Linked DNA regions of Mus musculus: region 2 is linked to region 1. Evidence: chromatin loops called from intact Hi-C (ENCODE). Cell type or tissue: gastrocnemius. All regions are shown on one strand.

What was found. Peaks named below come from ENCODE experiments on the same cell type or tissue, not always from the same donor. Only the 100,000 strongest peaks of a DNase experiment are listed, where the experiment ranks them.
Region 2: a loop joins it to region 1, with 10 times the contacts of the local background. A loop is called at or near these places in 38 of 42 quality-filtered maps.

The regions. Positions count from the first base shown.
Region 1 is chr5:147,318,794-147,326,793 of GRCm38, forward strand. Urad (ureidoimidazoline (2-oxo-4-hydroxy-4-carboxy-5) decarboxylase) reads right to left here and starts at 3,647. Exons shown (of 2, transcript NM_001039678.2): 1 at 3,364-3,647. The coding sequence starts at 3,538. It also overlaps the pseudogene Gm29778. In gastrocnemius, CTCF peaks have their summits at 1,102 (motif pointing left) and 4,910 (motif pointing left); a DNase peak (open chromatin) is centred at 4,902.
Region 2 is chr5:146,902,926-146,910,925 of GRCm38, forward strand. No RefSeq gene overlaps it. Among named protein-coding and RNA genes, the nearest start is that of Gm10858, 9.8 kb to the left of the region's middle. In gastrocnemius, CTCF peaks have their summits at 1,672 (motif pointing left), 3,065 (motif pointing right) and 5,873 (motif pointing right); DNase peaks (open chromatin) are centred at 1,678, 2,763 and 3,068.

The DNA.
Region 1 (8,000 bases):
ACTTCCAGGTCGTTTAGAGCTACAGTGTGGGTTCTGGGAATTGAACTGGGATCCCCTGCAAGAGCAGTAGGTGCCCTTAGTCACTGAGCCATCTTTCTAGCTCCTGATTCTGGTGTTTTGAGTTCACTTGTATTGTTCTCTTCTCAGACTTCACTTCTACAACCTCATGTATGCACACACGCCCACGCGTGCACACATGCATGTACACACACTGGGAAGTTACCTAGCATTCCTTGATTTTGATCTCCCTCAGGCAAACCCACCTCCTAAATCTTGTTGACTTCAGTTTGAACTCTACAGCAAGGATCCAGCAGCTTCTCTCTAAGCCCCCTCCCCTAAACCACAGTCCAAACAACCTCTCCTCTCACCTTTAACGGCTGGCTGCAGTAGCATCCTGACCCATCTCCCTGTGCCTACGCAGCTTCTATACAGCTTTCCCCCAAAAGTCCACACAATGGTATTGGTATGGCAAAGGTACACACACACACACACCCCTGGGGGAGGGGCATATTATTTGCTAGAGACAAAGACAGAGAGACAGAGGGTGAAGAAAGAGATACAAGCAGCCGGGAGTGGTGGCGCATGCCTTTAATCCCAGGCAGAGGCAGGCAGATTCCTGAGTTCGAGGCCAGCCTGGTCTACAAAGTGAGTTCCAGGACAGCCAAGGCTACACAGAGAAACCCTGTCTCAAAAAACAAAACAAAACAAAACAAAACAAAGAAAAAAAAGAGATACAAGCAGAGACAGAGAGACACAATGGAGAGATACGGGCAGAGTGAAGAGACAGGGAACCAGAAAGAAAGATAGAGAAATTGAGAAGGGGGGGCGGGGGTGGAGTGGGGCAGAGAGGGAGGGGGGAGAAGGAGAGAAGGAGGAGAGGGAGAGAGAAGTTTTATTGCTGTTGGTTTGGAGATGTAGCTTAGTATGTTGTTTCCCCAACCCAGTCTTTGACTTTGGACACAAATCAGTACTGAGTTTCCACCTTTCTTCCTCTACCAGGACTGTTGCCTCTGCTTGAAGCAGAGAGAATAACTGGCTGGAGCTTTAAGGAGGGCTTGAGCCCAATCTTAATCCTGTACTGCCATCTACTGGCCATTACACATCATAGCTTAACCTAAATGGAAGGTCAGCTCCAGTTTGCCTCCAAATATTCAATTTTCAGTTCTGTGAAAGGAAGGAAGTATTTTGTTTGGCAAGACAGGGTTTCTCTGTGTAGTCCCAGCTGTCCTAGAACACACTCTGTAGACAAGGCTGGCCTCAGACTCACAGAAATCCACCCGCCTCTATTTTTCAAGTGCTGTGATTTAAAATATGAGGCACCACTGTCCGGCGAGAAAGTTTCTTCGCTCCTTTGTTTGTTTGTTTAGATAATCCAAACAAATCCTTACCCAGGAAGAGTTCCATGTCACACACACGCACACGCACACGCACACACGCTGGTTCCTTTTGGTCGATTTGGCACAAACCAAAGTCATCTGTCAAGAGGAAACCTCAGTTGAAGAAATCAGCACCCCACCCCTATGCATGCGCATACATTCACACATCACACATACCACATGTGCATGCACACGCGCATCTTTCTAGATTTTGTTTTAGATAATCTAGAAAAGCCTAGTGTGCTTACTTTCTTCAAAAGCCTTTGGATCGAGCTGGAGAGACGGCTCAGTGGTGATGAACACTTGCTGTTCTTGCAGAGGGCCTGGCTTCAGCTCCCAGCACACACATCAGATGGTTCACATCTGCCCATAACTCCAGTTTCAGGGGAATCTGCCGCCCTCCTCTGGCTCTGTAGGCATCTGCGTGTATGTGGTACACTTGGCATGCACAGGCATGTTGGATTTTTGTTTGTTTGTTTTTGTTTTCAAGACACGGTTTCTCTGTATAGAGAGCGCCCTGGCTGTCCTGGAACTCAGTCTGTAAAACAGGCTGTTCTTGAACTCAGAAATCTGCCTGCCTCTGCCTTCTCAGTGTTCACCACCACTTCCCATTAAGGATTTTTAAATGACCCTTCAAATACATTGAGACTCTCCTCTCCTCTCCTCTCCTCTCCTCTCCTCTCCTCTCCTCTCCTCTCCTCTCCTCTCCTCTCCTCTCCTCTCCTCTCCTCTCCTCTTCTCTCTCTCTCTGTTCTAGAAACATTGTGAAAAAGATTGAGTACATCTTAGTGGTAGAGTGCCCAGGATAAGCAAGAAAGACCCTGAGTTGATTAGTTGATTTGCAAACATACATACAGATAGACAGACAGATAGACACACACACACACACACACACACACACACACACACTTAAATTTCACATATTTGAGTGTTTTGTTTGCATGTATGTCTGCACATCACATGTGTCCTTGGTGTTTACGGAGGCCAGAGCAGGACACCAGATCCTGGAGTTAGACGCCTTTGCGAGCATCTTTGGGGGGTGGGGAATGTGTGCTTAAAATTGATCTCCAGTCCACTGGAAGAGCAGCCAGTGCTCCTAACTGCTGAGCCATCTCTCCAGTCCTCAGCTTGATTTTATAACCTGGACCTGTGCTCTTCCTCTGTAAGTTCTCATAGGCAGCCATACAGAGGAGTCTGAGAATCCACAGAGTGTCACAGCCATACTGAACGCAGCTGCGAGTGCCTGCTCTGTCCTGAGACCACCCTCCTGACCGAAGACTAAGAACAGTCTCAAGGGCAGGTGACTCCTACCCTCTGACTTTGTTCCCCAAGGGCATGTCGGGTTTATTCTCAGAACCCATAGTAGCCTATGAACAGGGACTATGTACCTTTGGACCTTCGGCCGCTGTGCCATCCTGAATAAACCTCTACCCCCTCTTCTCCCCACCCTGTGGCCCACTCTCCCCAGAAAACATTGCTTTGCTCCCATTTTACTTCTCTCTGCAAAGAGTCTTGGGATCTAAATGAATGCATCCTTGTCTGGTCCAAACCGGCCCTTTTTTTTTGAAAATCGCTCAGCGCTTCCCGTTCCTCTCTGGGGTCCCTGGGAGGTCCTCGCTATCCTCTCTTTCATCCAGGGCATTGCCAAAGTGGGCCTTCAGCTTCTGAGTCACCAAGGCCTTTGCCCTGTTCCCATTCTTGACCTCCAATAGCCCTGGCCGTCCTGGAACTCGCTCTAGATCAGGCTGGTCTCGACCTCAGAGATTGTCCTCCCTCTGCCTCCGCTGTCCTCGGCCATCCATGCTACCTTGCCCATCCCGCCCCCATGTTCTTGTGTCCACCTTCAAGAGACTAGCGTTTGAAAGGATGTCTACTGATCCTTCTAATAATCCCGGCTAAATAACTGAGTAAGGAGGCTAAAGTAATCTAAAATATTTTTATATACAATATTGAAAATGACTTCGCGCACACGGTCCTGAAGTCTTACCTGATCTCGGGAGAGCATCAATAAAGGCAAAAAAGTGATTTTCTAAGTCTTCCAAGCCAGAGAATGGACGCTGGGACCAGACAGCAGCGGCAATCAGAGGGCATTTCTCAACAATGTTCCCAAACACATCCACAAATTCTCCGAAGTCCATGGAATTGACCTTCACCATGTCCATGGCTGATCCTGGACTGGAGGCAGTGTTCTGCCCTGCCTGTGGTCCGCTCTCATCGAGCGAGTGAGCTAATTCCTCCTCATGGGTTGTGTTTGCTGAACACACATGCTGGCCCTGTGCAAGGGCAGCTGACCCTGGTTTAAATATCTCTGGGAGGAGCTTATCCAGAACGGTCCTGCGATGAGAAACACAGGTTTAACTGTTTTGTTGGTGGTAGGGGTAATATGTGTGCTGGAGACAGAACCCAGGGTCTCACGCATGCTCGAGGAGCACCCGAATACTGAGCTATCCGCCACCTCCGCTTAAGGCTATGATCAGGAGAGCAGAGACTTCTGCAGAAAGAATGATTCCACCCGAGGCATTGCCATAACAAGAGGTGGCGGCGGTGGCCGTATGTAATGAGACAGACACTTGGTGCCATTACCATCTTGTCTGTGTGCACGTATGCTTTTACCTGCATGTAATCTGTGTACCACATGCAGACCAAACAGGTGGCCCTGTGACCTGCCTGGATTACCAGGACAGTGTCCTCAGGGACAACCCTGGTTCTGTCCCCAGCACCCACACGGTAACTCACAAGCACCTCATCTGTCCTTGCTGTTGCTCTAGAGCACAGGCACTGCGTTTTAATCTTTCTTTGAACTCTAAATGCTTAACACCACATAGACTTAATTAGTGTAAACAGAACAGGGTAAGGTGCCTCTGGTGGAGTGTGCTATCTTCTCTCGTTTAAAAAAATATTTTTTTAATTAGGTGTATTTTGTATGTGTACAAGCGTGTGTGTGTGTGTGTGTGTGTGTGTGTGTGTTTGTGCCCAAGAAGAGAGGGTTGAATCTGCCTTCCAGGTTCTCACCTTGAGTTCTTGGCTTGGATTCTTTCAACAACAGCCTATAAACTATAAACTGAAACAAACCTTTGCCTTCCCTAGATTGTTTTTGGTAAGTGTTTTATCACAGCAGCAGTTTATCTAAGGCTGTTACTGGTGGTGTTCTTCACGGGGTAGGGGTGGGGTGGGGGATGGAGGGGGGAGCGGGGAGGGGAAACAGCCTAGAAAAGATTAGAAAGACCACAGACCACAGCAAGGGGGTGGGGTAGGGGCATGCGCCACAAAGAGAGGCGCCCCTGCCCTAGTGTGTGGGAAGGAGAGGGGCTCTGATCTCAGGAGAACTCAGTGTGGGACTAGGAACAAGCACGAAAAGCGCTCATTATCGCGAGTCCAGAAACGATTGCACCCTGGACAAATTCTCCCCAAAGACGCCTTGTTTTCCTTTCGCCCAATATTTGCCCTTCTAGGTACCAAGGGGCAGTAACAAGTCAAACCTGGTGTTTGACACTCTGTTTCGGAAACTGTGGTGCTCGGGCGCCCCCTGCTGGTACAATCACTATAAAGCACTGCTTGAAGGGGTGGCCTTAGCCTACAGGCTAAAGGATGTTAAAGGGGGTGAAACCTTGTAAAGTTTTCCCCATCCGTATTGGCATGTCAGCCGGTGATGTCATTATACAGGTCTGGACAACTATGTTGGTGAGATTAGACCGGTGAGACTTCCCTATTCCTGTCTAAAAGGCACTATCTAGCAGCAGACATTCTGGTCGTCTCTGGCTCCCCCCCCCCCCATGTTATTGTTGTTGTTGTTGTTGTTGTTGTTGTTGTTGTTGTTCAAGACAGGGTTTCTCTGTATAGCCCTGGCTGTCCTGGAATTCACTTTGTAGACCAGGCTGGCCTCGGACTCAGAAATCGGCCTGCCTCTGCCTCCCAAGTGCTGGGATTAAAGGCGGGCACCACCACCGCCCGGCGTATTTATTATTTTTTAATGATTTATTCTTTTATGTGCATTGGTGTCTTGCCTGAATGTGTGTCTGTTACAGACAGTTCTAATTATTCACTCTACATCCCAATCACAGGCTCCCCTCACATGACCTCTCTCACCATTCCTCTAACCCCACCCCTACATCCTACTCTTAAAATCTTTCCACAGCCTCAGTCCTGATGTTCCCTGGGCTTTGAGTGTAGGGATTGCATTGTAGACTTACCAGTTGGGGCTGAGCATGCCACAGTCACCTAGTCTCTGCATGATGACCATGTGTAAAGGCAATCGAGGCTGAGAGAGAGAGAATCGGCATTCGGTGGAGAGCCCCGTGTTAGGCTATCCAATCCCGAGTGTCAGCCCTAACGACATGATCACAAGAACAACACTAAATGGGCCCACTAGGGTGTGTGTGTGTGTGTGTGTGTGTGTGTGTGTGTGTGTGTGTAAAACAGTAATTATGGAAGATGTTAGTCATGAACTTGATAAGCAGTTGTGGGAAGCATAGGGGGAGTTAGAAGGGAAAGAAAGGGGGGTAGATTTCAAATTTCTGAAAAAAAATTTTTTTAAAGGGAAGACATGGCAAGTAGTACCCTAGTTATGGCCCAGCAGGCTGCCTCTTGTGGTATAGTCAATAAACTTTTCCTAAGAAAGAAAAGAAGGTCTGGAGAGATGGATCACCAGCTGTTTGTCTTAGTCCATGGTTTCTATTCCTGCACAAAACATCATGACCAAGAAGCAAGTTGGGGAGGAAAGGGTTTATTCAGCTTACACTTCCACACTGCTGTTCATCAACAAAGGAAGTCAGGACTGGAACTCAAGCAGGTCAGGAAACAGGAGCTGATGCAGAGGCCATGGAGGGATGTTACTTACTGGCTTGCTTCCCCTGGTTTGCTCAGCCTGCTCTCTTTTTTTTTTTTTTTTTTTTTTTTTTTTTTTTGGTTTTTCGAGACAGGGTTTCTCTGTATAGCCCTAGCTGTCCTGGAACTCACTTTGTAGACCAGGCTGGCCTCGAACTCAGAAATCCACCTGCCTCTGCCTCCCAAGTGCTGGGATTAAAGGCGTGCGCCACCACGCCCGGCTTTCAGCCTGCTCTCTTATAGAACCCAAGACCACCAGCCCAGGGATGGCACCACCCACAAAGGGCCCTCCCCACCTTGATCACTAATTGAGAAAATGCCTTACAGCTGGATCTCATGGAGGCATTTCCTCAACTGAAGCTCCTTTCTCTGTGATAACTCCAGCTGTATCAAGTTGACACAAAACCAGCCAGTACACTGCTCTTCCAGAGGCCCCGAGTTCAATTCCCAGCAACCACATGGTGGTTCACAACTATCTGTAATGGCATCTGATGCCCTCTTCTGTCACGCAGGTACTGATAGAGCACCCATACAAATAAAATAAATACATTTTTAAAAGAGAAAGGAAGGAAGGAAGAAAAGAGACAGAAAGGAAGGAAGAAAGGGAAAGAAAAAGAGGGGTACCCTCCCCTCAGGGACACAGCTTGGCCCACACTAAAGTGAACAGGGGCATGCTTTGTGATCCTAACTGTAACCTTAACTTTTTCAATCCTTATTTTTATTTTTATTTCTTCATTTTTAGGTATGAGGCTGATGTCAGGTAAGTTTTTATTATATTTAAAACAACAACAAAAACTAAACAGTGGAACTGGAAATCAGGATGAGTCGTAGGAGGCAAATGAGAATAGGAAGCCCCCCCCCTCGCCCCCCATTCCTCAGTGGCAGGATCTGGACCCGCAGCTTAAGCCTGGTCTGATCCAGCCAAGATGCTGGGAAGCAGAGGATGCTGGGAAGCAGAGCACATGGCGGTGCCCATCAGAGTAAAGAGGGCAAGAGAGCCCCGTGGCTCCTCGATACCGCTTGCTAGGGTCTCCATATGTGTAAAGAACTCGTCCAAGAAATCAAGGCCAAGCCCAGGCCAGAAGCTATACGGGGGTAGTAAACACCTCCCACCGTTAGGAAAAACAGGGAGGGAGGGTGTACCTCCAACACGTTCTGGTGGACGCGCTGAATGCAGCTGAACATATGCCCACTTTCAGGATCTGTGCTGTAAGTGACAGGGTACTCTACCTTGTTCTTCTTGCAGGCTTTGCCCACGTTGATGGCTAGGTGGAGCACCATATCAAAGCTGGCAGCACCAGTGAGAAGCACAAATCCATATTCCTTAGAAAGGACAGCCATCTTGGCTCTGGCTCACCTTCGCGCGCCTGGTGCAGACCTGAGCTGCACTGCAGTGCCTGAGTGCGGCTCTGCCAATCCTTATTTTTAATGATGGCTTTTAAATGCTTTAACCTCCCTTTTAGTCCACCACCCACCAGAGGAAGTGGGGGGGGGGGGAGGATACGGGGAAAGTGGACCTGTTTAGAAAGGTTCTTGAGAGCAACTCCGGTCTGTGCTGTCTGGAAATTAGCAGTTCAGTTCACAGGTCAGCAACTCGATCCACGCACAAACACTTCACAGAAACATCAGCAGTCCAGTTTGGAAGAGTCGGGACAGCAAACAGAATCAGCAGCGGTGGCACAACCTACCTAGCAGAGTCAGCAGGAAGGACCCAGAGGGACACAGGAGAAGTTCTCAGCTGTGCCTCTCTCGGGGAATAGAAGTCTGGTGAAGACAAGAGACCAACAAGCATTGCACAGC
Region 2 (8,000 bases), 420 kb before region 1:
TCTGGAGGCCCTGAGTTCAAATCCCAGCAACCACATGGTGGCTCACAACCATCCGTAATGGGATCTGATGCCCTCTACTGGTGTGTATGAAGTCAGCTACAGTGGACTTATATATAATAATAAATAAATCTTTTTTAAAAATTGTCTTAGGGATATTGAGGCCCAATTTGATTGGACCCGAGGGCCCTTCAAGCCAGGTTTCAGGTGTACGGTTGGGAGGTTTTCTAAGAAGCATCCCAAAGGAATGAGGGTAGGAAAGATACCGTTCCCATGGATAAGAAAGGGGAGTAGAATGTCACTGTAGCTGTGGGCTTCTCCCAACTCAGGGAGGACAAAATGAGGACCAAGCTGTTCAGTGGGTCGTCACCACAACTCAATGGGAGTCAGCTTAGCCTGGAATCAGGACTTTCCCTGAAGCCAAAAGGAAAGGACAAGAACTGGGTTCTCATAGAAGCCCTCATCCATAGGCAACTTTTGGGAATGGACTCGCAAAACCCATGAGGGCCTAGAGGAGTTGTGGGCTTTACGGGCAGCTCCAAAGCGAGAGAGGTAGAAGAGTTGCAGTAGCCCAGCAGGAGTTAAGAAACTGCAGGGTTGCACTTCTGAGGGTGGAATAAACTCAGGATAGGAAGGGTCAAGGTACCCAGTAGGGCCTCAGGAAACTGCACTGAAAGGTCGCAATGACCTAGAGGAGCTGAAGGACAGGCAGCTCCGAAGGGAGAGTGAGAAAAGGTCAGGTAGGGGCGCAGTGGCCCAGGAAGGCCAAGGGAACTGCAGAATTGCAGCTCCAACGGTAGGAGAATGGGGTCAGGAAATGAGGGCCAGCCATAGCCTTAAAGACCATGGCTGGGGTACTTCTGCCTCCAAGAGTCCTAGAGGGGTGCTGGACACTCAACGGTCACTACCTCGGACTCGGGGAAGTGTTTACACAGCCAGAAAGGGAAGCTTATCTAATTGTCACGGGTGGGTGGGGTATTAAGCGATCAGTGAGCCAGAAGCTAAGATCACGGCAGATCAACTGGAGATGAGGGAAGGAGTCCTAGTGTGGCTCAGACCCGAGGTGCTGTGGGCAAAGCACACATAAATATAAATTTTAATCTCTCTCTCTCTCTCTCTCTCTCTCTCTCTCTCTGTGTGTGTGTGTGTGTGTGTGTGTGTGTGTGTGTGTGTGTGTGTGTGACATGTATGGAGGTCAAAGGATGTCTCATCATTTGGTTCATGACTGATGAACTCATCAGACTTCGCTGCAAGACCTGTGCCCACTGAGCTATCTCACCAGCCCAATTCTAGGTTGTTGTTGTTTTCTGCTTCTTGCCACAGAAGGAAATACTGCAGTTGCAGACAGTTTTCAGGGCTCGAACTACATCCTTTGCACCCAGATAGAGAATGTCCAGTTGTATATAAGCCAGTAACTCGAATGCAAGAGTCACCCGGGGCCTAAGTGTGAGCTCACATGGGAGGCTCAGATGAGAGATGCAGAAATAGTGATTCATGTATTTGTCGCCTTAGAATTAGATATCCTCCTGCCTCCACCTCCCAAGTGCTGAGATTAAAGGTGTGCACCACCACACAGGATTCTTGGCAAATACTTCTAGATGAAGACGTTTTAGAAGTTTGCACATCCTCTTGGGTAACGAGGATGGTGGCCATTTTTTGAGACAATAGCACCACCTGGTGGCTTCACCCAACTGGCCTAGCTTACATTATATAGCACATGCTACTTCAGGGCTCTTCGCATTTTTAGTTGCCCTGTACTGCAGTGGCGGATGGGATTCTGTGAGTTCGAGGCCAGGGGTTCGAGGCCAGCCTGGTCTCTATAGCGAATTCCAGGGCAGCCAGAGCTACACAGCCAAACAAATGAATAAATGTAGTTCTTGTGCTGGGGTCAAGGGTACTCACTGCCCCTGTAGTTTGTTTCCCAGAAGCCACATGGAGTAGCTCACAACTTCCTGTAACTTCGAAGCAGCGGATATCAACCTTCCTAAGGCTGCGACCCTTTAATACACTTCCTTCATGTTGTGGTGACCCCCAACTGTAAAATTACTTCATTGCTACTTCATAACTGTAGTTTTGCTACTGTCATGAATCATAATGTAAATGTCTGATATGCAGGGTGTCTGATATGCGGCCCCTGTCAAAAGGTCGGTTTGCATGCAAAGGGGTGGAGACCTACAGGTTGAGAAATGCCGTTCCAAAGGCTCCGTCTCTGCCACTTCTAGCCTAAGAGACAGACATTTTTAAAAAAATTAGCTCATAATTTTAAAAGTAACCTGTGACTTCATTCCTCTGTAATTAAACCACAACTCTGGAAATATTACTTTATTTTTTCCATTAGAGTTTCATCTTCTGCAGAGCAGTCTTTTCTTAAAGATCTGGCTTGAAATTCCCTCTCAGCAACATAACCAGAACACACTTTCTCCTCCGCCGTATTTTATGGAATGTCCCAAACACACATTTCAGGGTTTTTGTTTTTTGTTTGTTGTTGTTGGTTTTTTGAGACAGGGTTTCTCTGTGTAGCCCTGGCTGTCCTGGAACTCACTCTGTAGACCAGGCTGGCCTCGAACTCAGAAATCCGCCTGCCTCTGCCTTCCAAGTGCTGGGCTTAAAGACGTGCACCACCACTGCCCGGCACATTTCAGGGTTTTGCCTACACAAATTACCTGTTCAATTTAGCTCCCATGCCCTTACTCTGTCCCCATAACACTGTGAGGTCACCCCTTCCTCAAGGATACTCCCAGAAGCCCTTCCTTGCACCTGCTGGCTCCTCAGGGTTAGGCAGTAACCTCCACCTCCCCCCACTCCCCGCACCCCAGGAGAGCTGTCCATAAAAACAAAACAAACAAAAACCCCATCATATCATGGTGGCTTCGCTTCGAACAGCACAGCCCTTCAACTACTGAGAGTCCTACCATTTATAGCCTGCATTGCTCTCTGCCTTGTTGGGAGCCAGGGCCCTCCTCCCCTGTGTGTGGAATGAACAACATCATAGGTAATGCATTGTGTTTTGGAGGCTAACTTTTAAAGGTTCATTTACGTAGTATCAGCGGCTGTCAGCAGATGGCGCCAGATCCCAAGGGATGAAGTGTCATTTCTCGAGGTGAACCTCGGGTTTAGCAGAGAGCTGGGCAGGGAAGGGGCTGCTTCCAACTGCTTCCGGTTGGTTTTAAGGATAAGTCAGTGGTCTCTGGGGGGTGATCATGTCCTGACTTCTGCTGTTGGAGGTCACGGTTTGTTTCGCCCCTCCCCCCCTACCGCCCCCAATCCTGTGGGCCATTATCACTTTAACATCCTTTACTGCGTCATTTCGAGGGATCTGCATGGGACTTCTCACCCTTTGGTTAGTGGTTAGACTCTAGCGGTACTGGACAGTTGATTTCTAGGTACAGACCCGACTGAGCTAGGCGGGATATCCTGTCCTCAGGATGCCCAGATTTGGATGGGGGATGTCCCAGAATCCTCCACTGCCATATACCTGTTCCTGGGCCCCAGACCCAGAGGGGACATGTCCACCTGAAATTAATCAAGTTGTAACTCTTGTAACGGATTCACGGAGCAAGTCTCACTTGGGTTAAACGTTTTCTCAGTCGATCCCAGGGTCCTGTGGAAGAATAGATGTATTTCTGTGCTATGTTTGCTGACGTTCATATTTAGAAACAAAGCTATCTGCAAATGAGACGATTCGATTTAGGCTGGTGCTAGATTCTACCTTCTCAACACAAAGACTTGATTTGGGGGCCTAAATGAGGAAAAGTCAGCCTTTACTAGAAACAAACGGTTAACTTAAGCTACTGGGTTTCAAAGCACTTGGCGATGGAGCAAGTCTGAATTTTAAAAATACATTTTTTTTTTTTTTTTGGCGGCGGGGTGGGGTGGGGGTGGGTTCAAGACTGGGCTTCGATGTGTAGCCCTGGCTGTCCTGGAACTCGCTCTGTACACCAACCTGGCCTAGAACTCAGAGACTCCCCTGCTTCTGTCTCCTGAGTGCTGGGATTAAAGAAGTGAGTCCTATACCGGACAAAAATACATTTAACACATTAAAAATGAATACATACATGCATGCATGTATATAATTCCCACTCATTTTAAAATTACGCCGTGAACACGGGCCGTGGGTGATCAATCCCCAGCATCCCTCAGAAAGCAAACCTTTACCGTGAACTAGTGTGTGCAATTAAAACATTGCTCCCACAGAAGCTGAGACTAGGACGGTGGCTATTAAAAATTAGTTGGGGGCTGATGAGATGGCTCAGCGGGTAAGAGCACTGACTGCTCTTCCAGAGGTCCTGAGTTCAAATTCCAGCAACCACATCGTGGCTCACAAGCACCTGTAATGAGATTTGATGCCCTCTTCTGGTGCGTCTAAAGATAGCTACAGTGTATTTATTTATAATAATAACTAAATATTCGGGCCGGAGCGAGCAGAGACTGAGCGAGCGAGGCTGACCGGAGCAAGCAGAGGTCCTAAATTCAATTCCCAACAACCACATGAAGGCTCACAACCATCTGTACAGCTACAGTGTACTCATATACTTAAAATAAATAAATCTTTAAACAGAAATTTGTTGGGACAAAGCCAGCTGTGCCCAACAGCTTACTAATGGCCCTGGGGGTGGCTAATTCTATTTGCATAGTCTTTTGATAAATGGCTTTGACAGCAGCCAGGAAGGAAACGGAAGCGCACATTCCCCACCCAAGAAGGAAAAGCTGAGGTCTGGGCTCCAGTGTGTCTTCCCTGTCCTTGAAACTCATTGAGAGTGATGACCGCAGGGCTGTTTATCACACTCCCACATCCCTGGTCCTGGGTACCTGTTGCCTTCATCAGCAGAAGTGATTCCTCAGAGACTCCCCCAGGCTAAGGATAACACAGCTGGATACTGGGGAAGCCGGCCCAGCAGCTGCTGTGCCCAGCTGTTCCAGGTCACAGGCAATTCTGGCTGTGTTCCTCTCTTCTCCCTTGGAAGGGGCTGTCACTAATCCAACAGATGCAAGCAAGTCCTCTTGCGAAGCCAGCCACCAAGGACTGGCACTCCAGCCTCTTATGGGCTCCATGAAGCTCTGTTCTGACTTCAGCTCTGTTCAGATGGTGAGGAAAGCCAAGGGGGTCCAGGAAGTGACATGACTCTCTGGCCATGCTGCTGTGTTGGAAAAAAAGACTATACCTGCCAGACAAGAACAGTAGCTATCCTGCTTGTGCAGTTCTGGTTTGCTTCTAGCCCTCTCTCTGTGTTAATATACATGTATATATTCCTCTGTGTGGTCCTAGCTGTCCTAGAACCCTCTCCATAGACCATGCTGCCATGCTGGCCTCAAACTCAGAGACATCCATCTGCCTCTGCCTCCCCGGAGCTGGGACCAAAGGCATCGTGCATCACGTTGCTAGGCAAATGTTCCCGTGTGAGCTGCTTATATGTCTATATAAGCTAATGGCATTGTCACGCCAGCGACTGAGAATAGAGCGCCTTCCAACTAATGGCAATACTGACTGGGGTGTATCTCAGCAGTAGACTGCTCACATGGCTCGCATGGCTTGCATGGCATGCACAAGGCCTTGTGTTTGGTCCTCAAAACTGTAAAGGGGGGGTCTTCTAAATCTTGACAATAGGATAGAATGGATCGAGTGTGGATATTGTAGATATGAGGATATGAGGTCGTCTATCCACTCAACAAACCTTCCTTGAGAGTACATTGTGCAGCATGCATACCGACCGTGCCACTCTCTGAGGGTTAAGTCCCTAACCACAGATGCCTCGCTAGGGCTGAGGGAGATGGTGCTTTTAGGGGCTTCCTCTAAGATTGGATGGACACATGTCAGAGCCTGGCTATTTTTGTCTCTGCTTTTTTGGCCCACCGCAAGGGGGCAGCTTTGGAGAAAAACAGAGACCGGCGAACTTTCTGTCGATGAAGCAAGCATTGTCATGTGCTTATCGGCGTGCAGAAAAACCGTGGCCTTTTCTACCCAGGCTCCGTATCCTTGCCAAGTTTACTTTACCACGGGGGCAAACATGAGGTATCAAAGAAACAAATAGGAGACACAAAAGTTCAGTTATTCCAGGTGGGGAGTTAATTGGACTGAACTGAAAACATCAAGTGGCCTGTTGTGGTCAAGTTTTCAGTGTGTGTGTGTGTGTGTGTGTGTGTGTGTGTGTGTGTGTGTGTGTGTGTGTTTCGGGGGGTGGGGGAGGGGGCAAGAAAGAGGTTGGCTCAGATTAGCAGCAGGAGGTCTTGTCCTGACCCCAGCTAGGTCATGAAAGCAAGCACCATTGGCCTTAACCTCTCTGCTTCAGGAATGTCCTTTTGTCTGCATGAGGAGGTAGAGGAACTTCCCTCCTTTCCTCTCCCTCTTCCTTTTCTCTCCAGGCACGGCATTCTCCCAGTGTAGCTCCTCTAAGAGTGAACGTAAGCTGGACATCGGGGAAACTGAGATCAGTCAGAAACAAACAGAGTGGTTGCTCTATTCTGGCTCTAAGCTGATAACCTTCCTTCCTTCCTTCCTTCCTTCCTTCCTTCCTTCCTTCCTTCCTTCCTTCCTTCCTTCCTTTCTTTCTTTCTTTCTTTCTTTCTTTCTTTCTTTCTTTCTTTCTTTCTTTCTTTCTAAATTTATCTATTTGTATGTGCCCTGGTGATTTTCCTGTATGTCTGTGTGAGGGTGTCAGTCAGATCTTGGAGTTACAGACAGTTGTGAGCTGTCATGCGGGTGCTGGGACTTGAACCTGGATCCTCTGGAAGGACAGCCAGTGCTTTTAACTGCTGAGCCATCTCTCTAGCCCCATGGTGACCTTTCCTTATGGTACAGATGTTCAGAGCCAATGGTGTGGGGTTCTCATTGTCACTTTTAGCTCTGCCCTATGGCTGTCAGAGTGGTGGCTCATACCTTTGATTCCAGCACTCAGGAGATAGAGACAGGCAGGTCCCTAAAAAGCATAACAAATAAATAAATAATCAGCTGTCTTATGGAGGTGAGGACAAGGAAGGAAAGATGCCCGAGAGGCCGCAGAACTCATTTGTGTGTGAGAGACATCGAGAACAAACATCTTATGAAGATTCCCAACTCAGCAGGGGGAAGTGTGACTGAATGGGCCAGTGAGATGAGAGGTAGCCCATTGGTCTATACACATGTGGTCTCTATGGCCTGGTCACCTTGTCAACTGTCTCCTCATGCTGAAGTGACTTTTAAGATTTTGTTTTTTGATCACTTCCTAGTCTTCCTAGCAATCAACCTAGCCCACTCGCTCAGTTTAAATTTAGACCATGGCCTTCATTATGACAAAATGCACACAACATAAAGTCCATCACCATATGTATGTATTCGTGTGTGAATGCATACCTGTGTGCATGTGAGTATGTGTGCATATGCATCTTTGAGTGTGTCTGTGCCACATACATGCACATGTGTGTATCTGTGCATGTGCATGCATGTCTGAATGAGTCTGTATTGGCATTTTCGTGTGTATGCTTGCATGCGTTCATGTGTTTGTGTGTGCATGCATGCATATATGTCATGAGCATGTATGTGTGTATGTGTGTGCACATATGTCACTAGGGATTCAACCCAGACTTTGTGTATGTCTGGCAAGCCCTCTCCTGTTACAGTCACAGCTCTTTTCTCAATTATTTTTTTAAAGATTTATTTTAGGTATGTGAGTATACTGTCCTTTCATCAGACACACCAGAAGAGGGCATCAGATCCCATTATAGATGGTCATAAGCCATCATGTGGTTGCTGGGAATTGAACTTAGGACCTCTGGAAATGTAGTCAGTGCTCTTGACTGCTGAGCCACCTCTCCAGTCCTCTTTTTTCATTTTTTATTTTTGAGAAGAAAACTGGCCTTGAACTTGAGTTCCTCCTTCTTCAACTTTTGAGTAGCTGGAGTTACAGGCCTGGGGCACCAGGCCCAGTGGAACCACTTTTAAATGACACCGGGCACATCTGTGGTCTTGGGCCATCATCATCACCAACCATCTTGAGAATATTTTGCTTTCTAAACAACAAATTGGGCCT